Linked DNA regions of Homo sapiens: all the other regions are linked to region 3. Evidence: chromatin loops called from intact Hi-C (ENCODE). Cell type or tissue: dorsolateral prefrontal cortex. All regions are shown on one strand. Each heading gives the region's core, and the rest is flanking DNA. Links, peaks and the distances in the headings are about the cores only. Region 1 has its middle 110 kb from the start of FAM13C. Region 2 overlaps CCDC6 (coiled-coil domain containing 6). Region 3 has its middle 84 kb from the start of SLC16A9.

Region 1 (7,153 bases), core at 1,100-6,099, 150 kb before region 3:
ATTAGAGAACAAAGAATAAAAAGGAACAAACAAAGCCTCCAAGAAATATGGGACTATGTGAAAAGACCAAATCTACGTTTGATTGGTGTACCTGAAAGTGATGGGGAGAATGGAACCAAGTTGGAAAATACTCTTCAGGATATTATCCAGGAGAATTTCCCCAACCTAGCAAGACAGGCCAACATTCAAATTCAGGAAATACAGAGAACACCACAAAGATACTCCTCAAGAGAGCAACTCCAAGACACGTAATTGTCAGATTCACCAAGGTTGAAATGAAGGAAAAAATGTTCAGGGCAGCCAGAGAGAAAGGTCGGGAGGTCGGGTTACCCACAAAGGGAAGCCCATCACACGAACAGTGGATCTCTCAGCAGAAACCCTACAAGCCAGAAGAGAGTGGGGGCCAATATTCAACATTCTTAAAGAGAAGAATTTTCAACCCAGAATTTTATATCCATCCAAACTAAGCTTCATAAGCAAAGGAGAAATAAAATCATTTACAGACAAGTAAATGCTAAGGGATTTTGTCACCACTACACTTGCCTTACAAGAGCTCCTGAAAGAAGCACTAAACATGGAAAGGAACAACCGGTACCAACCACTGCAAAAACATACCAAATTTTAAAGAACATTGACACTATGAAGAAACTGCATTAACTAATGGGCAAAACAACAGCTAACATCATAATCATCATAATGACAGGATAAAATTCACACATAACAATACTAACCTTAAATGTAAATGGGCTAAATGCCCCAATTAAAAGACACAGACTGGCAAATTGGATAAAGAGTCAAGACCAATCAGTGTGCTGTATTCAGGAGACCCATCTCATGTGCAAAGAAACACACAGGCTCATAATGAAGGGATGGAGGAAGATCTACCAAGCAAATCGAAAGCAAAGAAAAAAAAAGCAGGAGTTGCAATCCTGCTCTCTGATAAAACAGACTTGAAACCAACAAACATCAAAAGAGACAAAGAAGGCCATTACATAATGGTAAAGGGAACAATGCAGCAAGAAGAACTAACTATCCTAAATATATATGCAACCAATACAGGAGCATCCAGATTCATAAAACAAGTTCTTAGAGACCTACAAAGAGACTTAGACTCCCACACAATAATAGTAGGAGACTTTAACTCCTCACTGTCAATATTAGATGGATCAACAAGACAGAAAATTAACAAGGATATTCAGGACTTGAACTCAGCTCTGGATCAAGCAGACCTAATAGACATCTACAGAACTCTCCACCCCTATCAACAGAATATACATTCTTCTCAGCACCCCATTGCACTTATTCTAAAATTGACCACATAATTGGAAATAAAACCCTCCTCAGCAAATGCAAAAGAACAGAAATCATAACAGACTCTCAGACCACAGTGCAATCAAATTAGAACTCAGGATGAAGAAACTCACTCAAAACCACCCAAATACATGGAAACTGAACAACCTGCTCCTGAATGACTACTGGGTAAATAACGAAATGAAGGCTGAAATAAAGATGTTCTTTGAAACCAATGAGAATGAAGACACAACGTACCAGAATCTCTGGAACACAGCTAAAGCAGAGTTTAGAGGGAAATTTATAGCACTAAATACCCACAAGAGAAAGCAGGAAAGATCTAAAATCTACATCCTAACATCAAAATTAAAAGAACTAGGGAAGCAAGAGCAAACAAATTAAAAACCTAGCAGAAACATGAAATAATTAATATCAGAGCAGAACTGAAGGACATAAAGACACAAAAACCCTTCAAAAAAATCAATGAATCCAGGAGCTGTTTTTTTGAAAAAGATCAACAAAATAGACTGCTAGCAAGACTAATAAAGAAGAAAGAAGAATCAAATAGATGCAATAAAAAATGATACACAGGATATCACCACTGATCGCACAGAAATACAAACTACCATCAGAGAATACTATAAACACCTCTATGCAAATAAACTAGAAAATCTAGAAGAAATGGATAAATTCCTGGACACATACAACCTCCCAAGTCTAAGCCAGGAAGAAGTCAAATCCCTGAATAGATCAATAACAAGTTCTGAAATTGAGGCAGTAATTAATAGCCTACCAACCAAAAAAAGTCCCGGGCCAGACAATTCACAGTGGAAATCTACCAGAGGTAAAAAGAGGAGCTAGTACCATTCCTTCTGAAACTATTCCAAACAATAGAAAAACAGGGAATCCTCCCTAACATTTTATGAGGCCAGCATCATCCTAATACCAAAACCTGGCAGAGACACACAAAAAAAAGAAACAAAAAAAAAAGAAAGAAAGAAAATTTCAGGCCAATATCCCTAACGAACATCGATGGGAAAATCGTCAATAAAATACTGGCAAACCGAATCCAGCAGCACATCAAAAAGCTTATCCATCACGATCAAGTTGGCTTCATCCCTGAGATGCAAGGCTGGTTCAACATATTCAAATCAGTAAACGTAATCCATCACATAAACAGAACCAAAGACAAAAAACACATGATTATCTCAATAGATGCAGAAAAGGCCTTCGATAAAGTTCAACACCCCTTCATGCTAAAAACTCTCAATAAACTAGGTATCAATAGAACAAAACTCAAAATAATAAGAGCTATTTATGACAAACCCACAGTCAATATCATACTGAATAGTCAAAAACTGGAAGCATTCCCTTTGAAAACTGGCACAAAACAAGGATGCCCTCTCTCACCACACTTATTCAACATAATATAGGAAGTTCTGGCTAGGGCAATCAGGCAAGAGAAAGAAATAAAGGGTATTCAAATAGGAAGAGAGAAAGTCAAATTGTCTCTGTCTGCAGATGACATGATTGTATATTTAGAAAACTCCATCGTCTCAGCCCAAAATTTCCATAAGCTGATAAACAACTTCAGCAAATCTCAGGATACAAAATCAATGTGCAAAAATCACAAGCATTCCTATACACCAAGAACAGACAAACAGAGAGCCAAATGATGAGTGATCTCCCATTCACAATTGCTACTAAGAGGATAAAATACCTAGGAATCCAACTTACAAGCGATGTGAAGGACCTCTTCAAGGAGAACTACAAGGAAATAAGAGATCAAGGAAATAAGAGAGGACACAAACAAATGGAAAAAAATCCCATGCTTATGAATAGGAAGAATCAATATCGTGAAAATGGCCATACTGCTCAAATCAATTTATAGATTCAATGCTATCCCCATGAAGCTAGCTTGACTTTCTTCACAGAATTGGAAAAAACTACTTTAAACTTCATGTGGAACCAAAAAAGAGCCCACAATCCAAGACAACCCTGGGCAAGAAGAACAAAGCTGGAGGGATCACGCTACTGACTTCAAACTATACTACAAGTCTACAGTAACCAAAACAGCATGCTACTGGTACCAAAACAGATATATAGACCAATGGAACAGAACAGAGGCCTCAGAAATAACACCACACATCTACAACCATCCGATCTTGACAAACCTGACACACACAAGCAATGGGGAAAAAATTCCCTATTTAATAAATAGTGTTGGGAAAACTGGTTAGTCATATGCAGAAAACTGAAACTGGACCCCTTCCTTACACCTTTTAAAAAAAATCAACTCAAGATGGATCGAAGACTTAAATGTAAGACCTAGGACCATAAAAATCCTAGAAGAAAATCTGGGCAATACCATTCAGGACATACATACGGGCAAAGACTTCATGTTCAAAACACCAAAAGCAAGGGCAACAAAAACCAAAATTGACCAATGGGATCTAATTAAACTAAAGAGCTTCTGCACAGCAAAAGAAACTATCATCGGAGTGAACCGGCAACCTACAGAATGGGAGAAAATTTTTGTAATCTATCCATCTGACAAAGGGCTAATATCCAGAATCTACAAAGAACTTAAACAAATTTACAAGAGAAAAACAACCCCATCAAAAAATGGGAAAAGGATATGAACAGACACTATTCAAAAGAAGACATTTATGCAGCCAACAGACATATGAAAAAATGCTCATCATCACTGGGATGTTTATTGTTGCACTATTCACAATAGCAAAGACTTTGAACCAACCCAAATGTCCATCAATGATAGACTGGATAAAGAAAATGTGGCACATATATACCATGGAATACGATGCAGCTATAAAAAAGGATGAGTTCATGTCCTTTGCAGGGACATGGATGAAGCTGGAAACCATCATTCTCAGCAAACTGTCACAAGATCAGAAAACCAAACATCACATGTTCTCACTCATAAGTGGGAGTTGAACAATGAAAACACATGGACACAGGGAGGGGAACATCACACACCAGGGCCTGTCGGGGGTGGGGGACCTAGGGGAGTGATAACATTAGGAGAAATACCTAACATAGGGGACGGGTTGATGGGTGCAGCACAGCAAACCACCAGGGCACGTGCATACCTATGCAACAAAACTGCACGTTCTGCCCATGTAACCCAGAACTTAAAGTATAATAATAAATAAATAAACATACAAACAAACATAGGTGGGGAAGAATAGATGCCTCCTAGGCAGAAAAATTCCAGATCATTTATGTAGATACTCTACCTTCAAAAAAGGAAAGCATAACCCTCTACTCCTTAAGTGTGGGCTGTGCATAATGACTTCCTTCCAAAGAGTATAGTGTAGAAAGGAGGAAAACTATAACTTTATAGTGGAGAAACCTGACAAACACTACTTCAGCCAGGTGACTAAGGTCTACATCAGCAGTGATAAGTCATCTTGATAGTAGGAACTCTTGATATGACGTGATGAAATGGCACTTTATCTCTGTCACCTTCCGCCCAAAAACCCATAATGCCTATCTATTCATGAAGCAAATATTAGACAAATTACAATAGAAATTTGCCCTATAAAATGCTTGGCCCAGCCAGGCATGGTGTCTCACACCTGTAATCCCAGCACTTTGGGAGGCCAAAGTGGGTGGATCACCTGAGGTCAGGAGTTCAAGACCAGCCTGGCCAACATGGTCTGAAGCAACAAGAGCAGCCTCTACGAAAATACAAAAATTAGCCGGGCATGATGGCAGGTGCCTGTAATTCCAGCTATTTAGGGGGCTGAGGCTAGAGAATCGCTTGAACCCCGGAGGCGGAGGTGTAGTGAGCCGAGATCGCGCCACTGCACTCCAGCCTGGGCAACAAAGCAAGACTCCATCTCAAAAATAAATAAATAAATAAATAAATAAAATGCTTGGCCAGAACTCCTCAGAACTATCAAAGTCATGAAAAATAAGGAAAGTCTGAATAACAGTCACAACCTAAAGAAGACATGACAATGACATGTAAACGTGAATGGGATTCTAGAACACAGAAGGCATGTTAGATAAAACTAAGGAAATCTGAATAAACTATGGTCTCTAGTTAATAATAATATATCAATATTGGTCCATTAACTCTAACAAATATACAATTATAATGCAAGATGGCAATAGCAGGCAAAACTGGGTAAGGGAGTGTAAGGGAACTCACTGTACTTCTATCTTCGCAATTTTTCCATAAATCTAAAGTGTTCTAAAAATAATTCTATTTTATTAAAGAAAGCAAATGTTAACATATTGAGAACAATAGGAAAAATGAATGTGCTTACGTTATTTTTCCAGATACTCCTTAATTTGTAATTATGAGGGGAAAACATGTTCCAATTTGAAGAAAAACTATTACTTTATTAAAGAAACAGAAAAACAGAACAAAACAAAAACTGAAGTCTTTACTAAAACTTTCCAAATTGTTTAACATTTAGATTAAGGAAACAAGTTCTATTGTGTATTAAGGTCAACAGATATTCTCAGATATACTCTCAAAATTGCAGTCAAAACTCTTAATTACTTATCCACCAGTTGATTTGGAAACAGGACGTAACATCTATGAATCTGACACTGCGCCATGCCTCAGCTACAATGATAAATCAAATTCAGCAAATAACTTCAAGGAGCTCGGTCTTATAGGGAAATTCCCTATAAATAGAACACTACAACAGTATGATCAGACCTCTAATTATATGATGAAATTTTGTTATGGAAACACAGAAGAGAAAGAGACCAAAGAAGACCAGAAAAGACTTCACAGAGGAGGTGACATTTCAACTGAGTCTGCAAGGCTGAATGAAAAATCCCAGAGCCCTCATAGATGGGACTGAAGGCTCTTTACCTTCTAGTTGCTGTGGCACAAGAAACAATGTGGGCAAAGGCCCTGATGCCTGTGGGAGCACAATCTCTTTGGGAAACTTGCAATGTGGTGGGGGAGAAAAAGTGGTCATCTCATGAAGGGGTTTGTAGTCCACGCTACCCTGATGTGTATAAGGCTATTTTCTCACTCTTACCATTGTGATCAACTGCAGAGAGTTCTAAGCTTCTGCAGTAGACATAAGTGCTTTCTCTAGAACTCTGGCTATTTTTGCCTACATTGGTTTTGCAGTATGTCTGTGTGTGTGCTTTCCAGAGCTATACAAAGGCAACTCCCTTCCAGTGCTGTAGAATGACTGCTGCAACTAATACGCATGTTTTCTTCTCTGTGGAATGAGAGAAGTTTTGAGTCCCATGTGTGTTGTCAGATAAATGACCACTTCTGATCTGGGTACCATCTAGAAACACCATATCATAATATTCAGAAGTAATTTATTCTGTGCTTAATTCCTGTGTCGCTTTTCCAACAAAGCCTCTTCTCTGCAACCTCTGTGGTTTTACTCACTAACCATTTTTTGCTCCCTTTACTGTAGATTCATTACACAAGCTTCCAAAAGGAAGCAAGTTCAATCATTCATTTATTCAAAAATATTGATTGGGTACCTACTATTTTATTCCAGGAATAAACTTGGATGGCTATATTTGTTAAAGTAATGCTGTATGCTGCGGCAAATAAACTCCAAAATCTAGTGGCCTCACATAATAGGAACATATTTCTCACTCATGAGACAGTTCAGTGCAGGTGCTGGGCTGGAAGCTATTTACGAACCAGGCTTTTTTGATCTTGTGGCTCCACCTTCCTTTAGGGCCTCAAAATCCTTCACTTCCAGGGTCCAGATGTGAAGGAGAGGATGAGTAAGGCACATCTGCTTCATAATCACATCAACCTCGAAGTGATAAATCACATCTGCTCACATTCCATTAGTGAGAACTAGTCACATGGTCACAGGTAGATACAAGGGCTTGGTGGGGG
Region 2 (5,000 bases), core at 1-5,000, 180 kb after region 3:
TAAGTAGAAGAGGAAATGGTGGAATTGGAGTCTACAAGTAGCCACTACAAGAGCTCTTCTCTACATTGCCAGAGCTGGGAAAGGAGGGAGGCCCAGATTCTGCCCATGGGCTCTGCTCTAGACACCAGTTTGGCTGCCTCTCAACTCCAGACACAGCAAGCCATCTAGGGGAGCCTGTGACACTTGTTGGCATTCCCGCTGTGCACAGTGGTGGCGGCACACCAAGAACCACTGTACTAGAACATGTGATAACAGTTAACATTCTTTTCACGAGAATAGACATTGACATAGTAAACTAGAAAACTTCAGATTAATATTTCCAAGTCTAATTTGTGGTGTGTGTGTGGCTGTCTGTTACCCTGACTCACACACACGTAGCGGCAGAGGGCAGGTGAAGTCCTGTATATAGCTGGCACCTCTAGGGATGGCATCTTGCTTATGACAAATACCCCTTCCTCAGGAGCTCCCCCACAAATCCAGGTCTCTGCTACAGCACCCATCTCCCAGGACAGAGCTGACTAGCCCTGGCACTAGCTGTTGGACCCAGGCTGAGCCACTTAGACTACCTCTCCCAGGAATCTGAAATGGGGAACTGACATCTTTATGGGGATCCAGGGTCTGCTTCAGCTAAGTTCCCCGGAGCCATCAAAACTCTTGTCCTTCCAAGGTTATTCTTCACAGGATTCTGTGGCATACTCCACAACCTTCCAAAAAAAGAAAAACACGTCTTCCTTCCTCTTTTGACAACCTCCCCACCGCCCCCATTCCTTTCTGGTTTATCTCACACAGAATCTGCTACCAAGTAACCAGAATTATCTAATACAAAATGTGGTGTCTACCCATCTTCTTGCTTCATTTCTTTTCCTTGTCTTTGTCAATGAACTTGGGAAAAGTAAAATCTCCATATACTTCTCTTTTCTGAAAAGCAGCTACAAATTCAGTGGCCATGAGCACGTCTAAGAGAGTTTCCTGTAGGCTGCTGTTCCATATTGTCAGTTCGGTCCAAATTTAGGGAAGAAGGAGGGAGCTGAATGCCACAATGAGCATTTTTCTCCCACAGACTGACCCTATTTCAACTCTCAATGCCCATCAAATTAGTTTCAGTTTTAAGCAACTCTACAAAGGTCTGGCATTTTAGCCAATAAAGACTTCTGATAAGTATTCAATGATTTCCAAGACAGCATCATTACAGATATACAAAAGCTCTTGAATATCCTTATTTTAGAAATTCAAATAAAAATACCAAAATTATTAAACACTATTACGTGCACTAAACACTAAATCCCTTGGCTGTTTCAACATAGCCAGAAACCCCGCTGTCTAATCCAGACACAAAAATCTCTTTAATTGAAGGCATGCTGGGAAAATATTTACAAAGTACACTTTTAATATAAACGATTTAAATTATTTGATCCCAAATATGCAAGCATGCAGAATTTTTCACTTGGCTCTACAGGAAACAAAAGATTGACCCCTTGGAGTATTTGCTGTTTCTAGAACTAGAAGGGTGACTGTCAGAGCAAGCTGACTTTCTTTTCCATAATAGGACTCTTATAATGCCTTTTACAGGAAGGGTGCTGGAGACTACCATGAAATCCTTTGCAGAATTAACATTAGTGAGGCTCCAAGAACAATAACTTCAGAGAACATTGTCTTTCAAAGAAAAAATGGCAATCCTTTAGCATCGGGGAACTCAGCAGGGGGATCCTTAAACAATATATCTATAGATAAGAATGTCCCCTGCAGTGATCGGCTGGGAAGACTTCCTGGCAGTTCAGCAATTGACCTAGAAGACAGAGGCACAGAGAAGGCACCAGGTCCAACACCTCTGGGTGTCACTGACTCACACACAGAAGGCTGTCACCAGAGCATTCCTTGGCTGCCCCCTGCTGGCACACAGCCTCACCTGACCAGATTTGTTCCTATGAGTCCTCCTCCTTCCTCTTGCACACAGAACTCCCTAGTACTTAGGGGCCACAGCTTATATTTCCCCAGGTCTACAGCCATCTCCCAATATAGTAGGCCCTCACTTAACATCATCCACAGATCCTTGGAAACTGTGACTTTAAGTGAAACAACATATGTATGCCATAGGAACTTAACTCTTGTTTGTATCAGTTAGCCTACGGTAAAATTGGTTTGGTTATACAGAAAGTTGTTTCACTTAAAGTCTCAGTTTCCAAGAACCCAAGGATGATGTGAAGTAAGGACTTACTGTATTTTAGTCAAAGATGGTGTGAACTGCGGATGACTTCCACACAGATTCCAAAGAGGTGGCTCCCAAATGATCCAAAGATCTGCATGGCTTGCATTCCCTTCCAAGTTCACAGTTAGAAAATACCAGTGCCCAGACTATACCCCAAGCCAATTCAGTCAGAATTCCAAGGATGAGTCCTAGCCACTGGTCTATTAAAAGCTGGCCAGGCGATGCCAACGTTCAAACATTGCTGAGAACTGTTGAGAGAGAGGTTCAAGTTCAGATGCAGTCAAGCTTGGAGGGTGAGGAGCCACCTGCCATAGCTGCATCCAAAAGAGGCCCAGGTCATCTAACCTAAGGAGAATGCAAGGAATGGATGATGAAAAGTCACTAACACATCCTTTAGGCCCAATCCAATCACTGCAAGCAGCTAAGTGCCACTGCTGCTTCTTTAGTTCAGCTTTCTCTGTCCTCACAAAATCAGAAATAGCACTTACAAATGCCTCTGTTAGTATCTGCAGTCTCTTCAGACTAAACAGTGCAGTATGGAGATAGTAGTAAGCATACATTCTCCCCAAATTCCTTCTGAAATTTTTGCTAGGGGCACGATGGAGCAGTATAAAGGAGGAGGAAAAATGCAAACTGACAGCACGGGAAAAAGTTCAGGAAGGTGCTGAAAGATGTTTGTGTACTCACATGGTAAAAACTCAAAAATCTTAAAATAACTAATATTTGAGAACTATTTGATATATCTCATTTGATTTCCACCAAACACACATAGTAATTAACAACCTGAGGTCCACATCAGGATTACTTATATATATATTTTTTTAATATGCTCCTTTTTTACTCCATGGAGTAAGCCCAGAAACCTGTATGGTGCTAGAATAGTGATTCCCTAAAGATGTCCACATGCTAATCCCCAAAACCTATAAATGCTACTAACCTCACTTGACAGAAGGGCCTTTGCAGAAGTGATTAAGTTAAGGGGCTTGAGATGGGTAGATTATCCTAGATTATCACAGTGGGCCCAACATAATCACAAGGATCCTAATAAAGGGAGGCAGGGGAATCAGAGTGAAAAGAAGATGTAACAACAGAGGCAGAGGTGGGGTGGTACGACTGCAAGGAAGGGGCCACAAGCCAGGGAATCCAGGCAGCCTCTAGAGCTGGAAAAGGCGAGGAAACAGAGGCTCCCCAACAACCTCCAGAAGGATGGCTGCCCTGATGACACCCTGATTTTAGCCTAGTGAGTCCCATCTTAGAACTGTAAGATGGTTAAGTTTGTATTGTTTTGAGCCTCTAGGTTTGTGGTAATTTGTAATAGCAGAAATAGGAAAGTACTACACCATATTTCTCAAAGGCTCCAAGGATGATACTGATACACCATCCCAGATGCTCCACGGCACAAGAATTTGTAAGGAACTTCAGAGACGAAAACAAAGGTAGGAACCACTGAACTTTTTAAAATGCACATTCCATGTGGCCCAACAAATCCACTTCCTGGAATCTATCCTGAAGGTGTTCCTGCACAGGTATCAAACACGTGTATAGAGATGTTCATTGCGGTTGTAGCATAGCAACCAAAAAGGGTCCACTGGTATGGGACTAGTTGAATTATGGCATATTCATACAATCAAATACTATGCAGCCTTTAAATAAGGGATGAAGGCAGCTTTGTATGTATCAGCAGGGGAGAAAACTACAATGCATAGTAAGCGAAAAGAGAAAGGTGTAAATGAGTGTGCTCATTGTGTTACTACAGCTGTCCCTCAGAACCTGTGAATCCCAAGTATACCAATATGTGTGCATACTCAGGTCCTGTAGTCAGCCCTGAGGAACCCACAGATAGGAAAAGTCAGCCTTCCACATGTACAGGTTTGACATCCCATGAATACTGTATTTTCCATCCATCTTTGGTTGTGGATGCAGAACCTCCAGATACGAAGGGACAACTGTATTTATTGAAAAAAAAATCCACAATATAAGTAAACTAGCACAGTTCAAACCCGTGTTGTTCAAGGGTCAACTGTATGTGTATAAATAAGTTTATATACAAATATATCTGGAAGAATATAGTACAAATGTATAATTGTGGGAACAGGGTAGCTAGAGAATAGGAATGAGAGAAAGACCCATTTTTTCACTGCATACCTTTCACTGAATTATCTGTTCAAAAAAATAAATTTGAATAGCCAAAAAAAAAAAAAAAAAAAACCACAAATAGGAGAGACCCAAGAAACTACACAGGGACATAATCAAATATTCAGAAATCTAGTCCTTTGATTTTTCAACTCAACATCTTGGCCTCTTCCAAAATATTAAGTATAAATTTCAAAAGCATTTACTCTTCAAATAGCATGAACAAATGTCAGCTAAGGTTGAATGTAGTAGTAAGGAAGGTAAACACTACTCTCTGCCTTAATATTTTGAAAGTGCTTTGAGGTCTGCTGCAATATTTTTGTTAGCACAATCCTAGAGATAAACATGGCAGAGAAGATTAAAAATGTTACTTGTGATCCTGGATGTTCCTGAAATTACTTTAATTATTTTCTGGAAGTATTCTAAATGGTTTTGTTCTCCCCTACTATAACACTCAAAAAAAAAAAAAATTCCATTCCAGGATGATGAACTTAAGTAAACATGCATCAGTAATATATGAATTTAATTACTGCAAATTCAACAGTAATTAAATGTTGGTAATACCCTATATTTGGTAAAGTTATTAATTCTACAGGCATGAAACTAGTGAAACCAGAGGCTACGTACGCTGTAACTGAGCAGCTCTCAGTTGCTTCTTCAG
Region 3 (5,000 bases), core at 1-5,000:
AACAGATTGAAACCTACTCTAATACCAATCACCAAGTTTCAGCCACTCACAGGCCAGCTGTTCAAACTGTGTTCAAATAAGGCAAACGCCAAGCTGTAATCAATCTGGCTGTTTCTGTACCTCATTTCCATTTTCTGTACATACGTTTCCTCTTTCTGTCTGTAAATCATCTCGACCATGCAGCAGCATGGAGACTTTCTGAACTTGTTCTTGTTCAGGGACAACCCAATTCACAAATCGTTCTTTGCTATCTACCCAGGCAAGTCTCTTGCACACTGACCATTTTCTCCCCAGTAGTCACTATTCAAACATCCCCTCAGCTAAACCTTGGGGAAATGTCCACAACGATGGGATGAGAGCTTCGTGTGTTATTCTTCCGAAGTCTTCTCATGGGCCCAGAGCACAATGCCTTATCCCAGAAATGAAGACTGCATCGTGAAATCTCAAAACGGGAGGAGAGAGAAGGATGATTGGATCATGGCTATCCAGCTGTTCCTCAGAATGTTTGTTTGGCCTATACTGAACGCAGCGAAAACATTAATGTTACCAGAAAAGGAGCCCGATCCAGACCCCAAGAGAGGGTTCTTGGATCTCATGCAAGAAAGAATTTGGGTTGAGTCCATAAAGTGAAAGCAAGTTTATTAAGAAAGTAAAGGAATAAAAGAATGGCTTCTCCATAGCCAGAGCAGCCCCAAGGGATGTTGGTTGGCTGCTTTTATGGTTATTTCGTGATCACATGCTAAACAAGGGGTGGATTATTCATGAGTTTTCCAGAAAAAAAAGCAGGTACTTCCTGGAACTGTGGGTTCCTCCCCGTTTTACGCCCTATTGGGTAGCTTCCGGATGTTGCCATGGCATTTGTAAACTGTCATGGTGCTGGTGGGAGTGGCTTTTAGCATGCTAATGTATTAAAGTTAGCATATAATGAGCAGTGAGGATGAACAGAAGTCACTTTCATTACCCAAAAGTGGGGTTTGCCTGGCTTCTTTACTGCATCCTATTTTATCAGTAAGGTCTTTGTGACCTGTATCTTGTGATACCCATCCTGCTGACCACCTAGCTCATCCTGTGACTAAGAATGCCTAACTTCCTGAGAATGCAGCCCAGCAGGTCCCAGCCTCATTTTACCCAACCCTTATTCCAAACGGAGTCACTCAGGTTCAAATGCCTCTGATATTAACACTCCAAATAATGCCATAGAAGTGTTAGCTATTATCATCATCACCATCACCGTCATCATCAGGGCCAGGGATAGAGTCAGGCATGTGAGGCGCTCACTTTCAGAGTCAATTTTCATCCCCACCTGCCTTACCCTCTTTCCAGCACTGACTGTCATCATCAATGAAGAGTTAGTAGCTCCCAGGCCCTGTTATAAGGCTGTTATATATTATTAATTCATTTAATGAGAAGAGGAAACAGCCACAGAAATCTCACCAATAGACATTCTGCCCAAGTTACACAGTGAAAGAAGGGTAAACCTTGGATTTTAACTGGTTTAACAATAGTTACACAGGTCTTACACAGGTCTCTTAAGTTTCTGACACTTGGAGACTCAGGGACTCAAGATATTGATTTTATTCATCACTCTGAGTACAAGCACCTCTTGGCAAAAATCTGATGACATATTTTAAGTAGGAAATTGCAAGATAAAGTAGTCAATTGTTAACGGTGGTAAGTTAGTCAACTGTTGGTGGGAGTGTAAATTAGTTCAACCACTGTGGAAAGCAGTATGGTGATTCCTCAAAGAGCTAAAAGCAGAACTGCCACTCGACCCAGCAATCCCATTACCGGGTATATACCCAGAGGAATATAAAGCATTCTGCCATAAAGACACATGCACGCGAATGTTCGCCGCAGCACTATTCACAATAACAAAGACATGGAATCAACCTAAATGTTCATCAGTGACAGACAAGAAAACGTGGTTCATATACACTGTGGAATATTATGCAGCCATGAAAAATGAGATCATGTCTTTTGTGGGAACAGGATAGAGCTGGAGGCTATCATCCTTAGCAAGCAGGAATAGAAAACCAAATACCGTGTGTTCTCACATATGGGTGGGAGGTAAATAAGAAGAACTCATGAACACAAAGAAGGAAACAACAGACACTGGGGTGTTATTGAGTGGGGAGGGAGGGAGAGGAGCAGAAAAGGGAACTATTGGGTACTGAGCTTAGTACCAGGGTGATGTATTAATATGTACAACAAACCACCGTGACACACGTGTTTATCTACGTAACAAACTTTCGCAGGTACCCCATACCTAAAATAAAAATTAAAAAAAAAAAAAGAATCTGCCAGTGACCACAAGCAAATCAAACAGCCTCTCCATACCAGTAAGCAAATTGCAAACTCACACACCTTTGGCGCAGGAACAAATGATAAGGGAATTAAGGAGTACAGGTGTAGAATAACAGGGAAGTGCATAAAGTTACTCACAGTAAAAATTACTGGGACACGGATCTTGGCAAAACCTCTGTACAATCTGTCCGTTTTCTAACACTATATTCAACCAATGCTGGCCAAAGCAACATGTCTGTTGATAAAATTCAGCTGCAGATGGGGTTGTGGATCCAATGAAGTGAGCACGGTTTCCAGGAGGTATTATCAATGGCCAGGAGCTAATTCCTAACTTGGAGCAGCTGAAAACAATCACTCCCCATTTTACAGTAACAGCACACAGAGATGCCAAGTTCTCTGGCTGAGCCGAGTCATCTGTGGAAAGTAGACACAATTCAATCTAAATAATAGAGAACAGCGGCAGCCTGGATTGATGTTTCTGCATGACTCTCTGCTTAGTTCAAATTGGAGCCATTACCTCGTTGGATTTCTCAGCAGGCGGTTTAGCCTATAGGAGACATTCCCTATCCAGTAACAAATCTCATTTCTTCTCAGGCTGAAGGAGATAACAAAAGCCAGATGGCCCTTCAAGACTGTTCATGATGCTCAATGAGCCCAAGATGGATGCGGCCCATTTCTAGACTTTTTTCAGCTGAACCACAAGGTGGTGCCAAAGTACAGAAAATGCTGCTTCAGCCTGCAGGTGTCACCAACTGTGAGGAAGGCAAAAGGAAAGAAAAGACCATTATCTCACTTCGCTGAATAAAAAAGAAAATGCAAGTCTAGGAGGGCCTAACAAGGCCTCAGCACACAGCAAATCCCCACTTATCCTTAGTAAATTCGGGTGCCTGAGTTTCAGGAGGCTGCAGGTAAATTGAGTCTAAAAATTCAAAGGAGCTTAAAAGAGCAATTAAGCCTTTGGTTTGGTAATGAAGGCAGCACTAAGCCATAGGCCAGATAATTAGTGTAATGGAGCTCAGTGCTGAAAGAGCTACTGTGTCTCATTGTAAATTCTGCACCTGTTAAGGGCTGCGTGGGTTTACAGGTGGGCTAATCAAAGAAGAAAACCACAGACAGATCCTGCAGAAAATTCCAGGCAACTGGAAGGTCACCTCCCCCAAAATCCAGGGAGCACAGAGGGCTGCTTTTCTCACAATCCTTCCTACTAGACCTGTGTTGTGCAATACGGTAACCACAGGTGGCAGGCTCTAAACTGAAAATACACACTGGATTTCAGCAACAACAAAAAGAGTGAAATCGCTCATTAATCAGTTGGATATTAGTTACATGTTGAGATAACATTTTGGACCTACTGAGTAAGACAAATGCCAAATTTAATTTCCCTTGTTTCTTTTTACTTTTATTCTTTGTCTCCTAAGTATGTTTCATTACATAGATATTGCTCTCATTATATTTCCATGGGATATTGCTTCTCAAAGAGCATATCATTGGTAAAATATGGAAATACTTCCACACCAATGGGATGCTTACACTGCCCTGGGCCTCAGCCCCTTACTATGTCCCACTGCCTCGGCTGCTCAATCCCTCAGAGCCGTGCAGCGCCTGCCACCCAGCCAGCTTGACGGAGGCCCCTCATTCCCTCACATCCATCCCACCACTCCCAGGATGGGCCTGGACCCAAAAGAGAATGCCCTATTCCCATCTGGCATGTCTTAGTCACACTGCCCTGGCTGTGGGTAAGAAACAGCCTTTGCAGTGACTCTAACAATTGTTAAATATTTGGTATTTGTTGTTGTTGCTTTTTTTGAGACAGGGTCTAACTCACTCTGTCACCCAGGCTGGAGCGAGTGCAGTGGTGCTATTTCCACCCCCCAGGCTCAAGCAATCCTCCCACCTCAGCCTCCTGAGTATCTGGGACTACAGGCATGAGCCACCACGCCCAGCTAATTTTTGTAATTTTTGTAGAGACGAGGTTTCACCATGTTGCCCAGGCTGATCTCAAACTCCTGGGCTCTAGCAATCCTCCCACGTCAGCCTCCCTGTGCTGTGGGATTACAGGCATGAGCCACCGCACCTGGCCAGTTGTCAACTATTTCAAATATCACTCACACCTATGAAGTTTGCACTTATCTCTGCCATGACATTTCTCAACTTGTATCCTAATTGTATATTGGTCTCCTCAGGAAGCATATGAGCTCATGGGTGGCAGGACAAACCTTGACCAGCCTTATTCCCCCTGCTTCCAGTCCTGTTAAGCACTTATACATGTGTGTACTGTGCATATGTACTTTGTGTATTTGTTGGTTGAAGATGAGTAATAGAAAGACACCAATGCAGGGTCAAGAGGCCACACAGCATCCTTTGATCCTGGGGCTCTACAGACCATGTTGCCTCTCACATTCAACAAGGAGACTGACTTCTCCAAAAAGATACTGAGATCAATTTTTCCCTTGGGGTTAGGCTATTTGGGAAGAACAGAGAGCAGGAAATCTATGAAGGGTTTACACAGTGAAGAAAGATAGAATCTGACAGGGTGCGGTTGCTCACGCCTGTAATCCTAACACTGGGAGGCTGAGGCGGGCGAATCATGAGGTCAAGAGAACAAGACCACCCTGGCCAACATAATGAAACTCCATGTCTACTAAAAATACAAAAATTAGCTGGGTGTGATGGCACACACCTGTAGTCCCAGCTAC

Evidence for each region. Peaks named below come from ENCODE experiments on the same cell type or tissue, not always from the same donor. Only the 100,000 strongest peaks of a DNase experiment are listed, where the experiment ranks them.
Region 1: a loop joins it to region 3, with 2.1 times the contacts of the local background. A loop is called at or near these places in 2 of 110 quality-filtered maps.
Region 2: a loop joins it to region 3, with 8 times the contacts of the local background. A loop is called at or near these places in 84 of 110 quality-filtered maps.

The regions. Positions count from the first base shown.
Region 1 is chr10:59,471,780-59,478,932 of GRCh38, forward strand. No RefSeq gene overlaps it. Among named protein-coding and RNA genes, the nearest start is that of FAM13C, 110 kb to the left of the region's middle. In dorsolateral prefrontal cortex, for the core only: no CTCF peak of the experiment used is centred there; no DNase peak of the experiment used is centred there.
Region 2 is chr10:59,807,669-59,812,668 of GRCh38, forward strand. It overlaps CCDC6 (coiled-coil domain containing 6), which reads right to left. Exons shown (of 9, transcript NM_005436.5): 5 at 4,967-5,000. Among named protein-coding and RNA genes, the nearest start is that of MRLN, 57 kb to the left of the region's middle. In dorsolateral prefrontal cortex, for the core only: a CTCF peak has its summit at 1,892 (motif pointing left); DNase peaks (open chromatin) are centred at 153 and 1,873; H3K4me3 peaks cover 577 bases; H3K27ac peaks cover 982 bases.
Region 3 is chr10:59,623,190-59,628,189 of GRCh38, forward strand. No RefSeq gene overlaps it. Among named protein-coding and RNA genes, the nearest start is that of SLC16A9, 84 kb to the right of the region's middle. RefSeq lists an enhancer at 3,089-3,308. In dorsolateral prefrontal cortex, for the core only: CTCF peaks have their summits at 3,017 (motif pointing right) and 3,216; a DNase peak (open chromatin) is centred at 2,992; H3K27ac peaks cover 465 bases.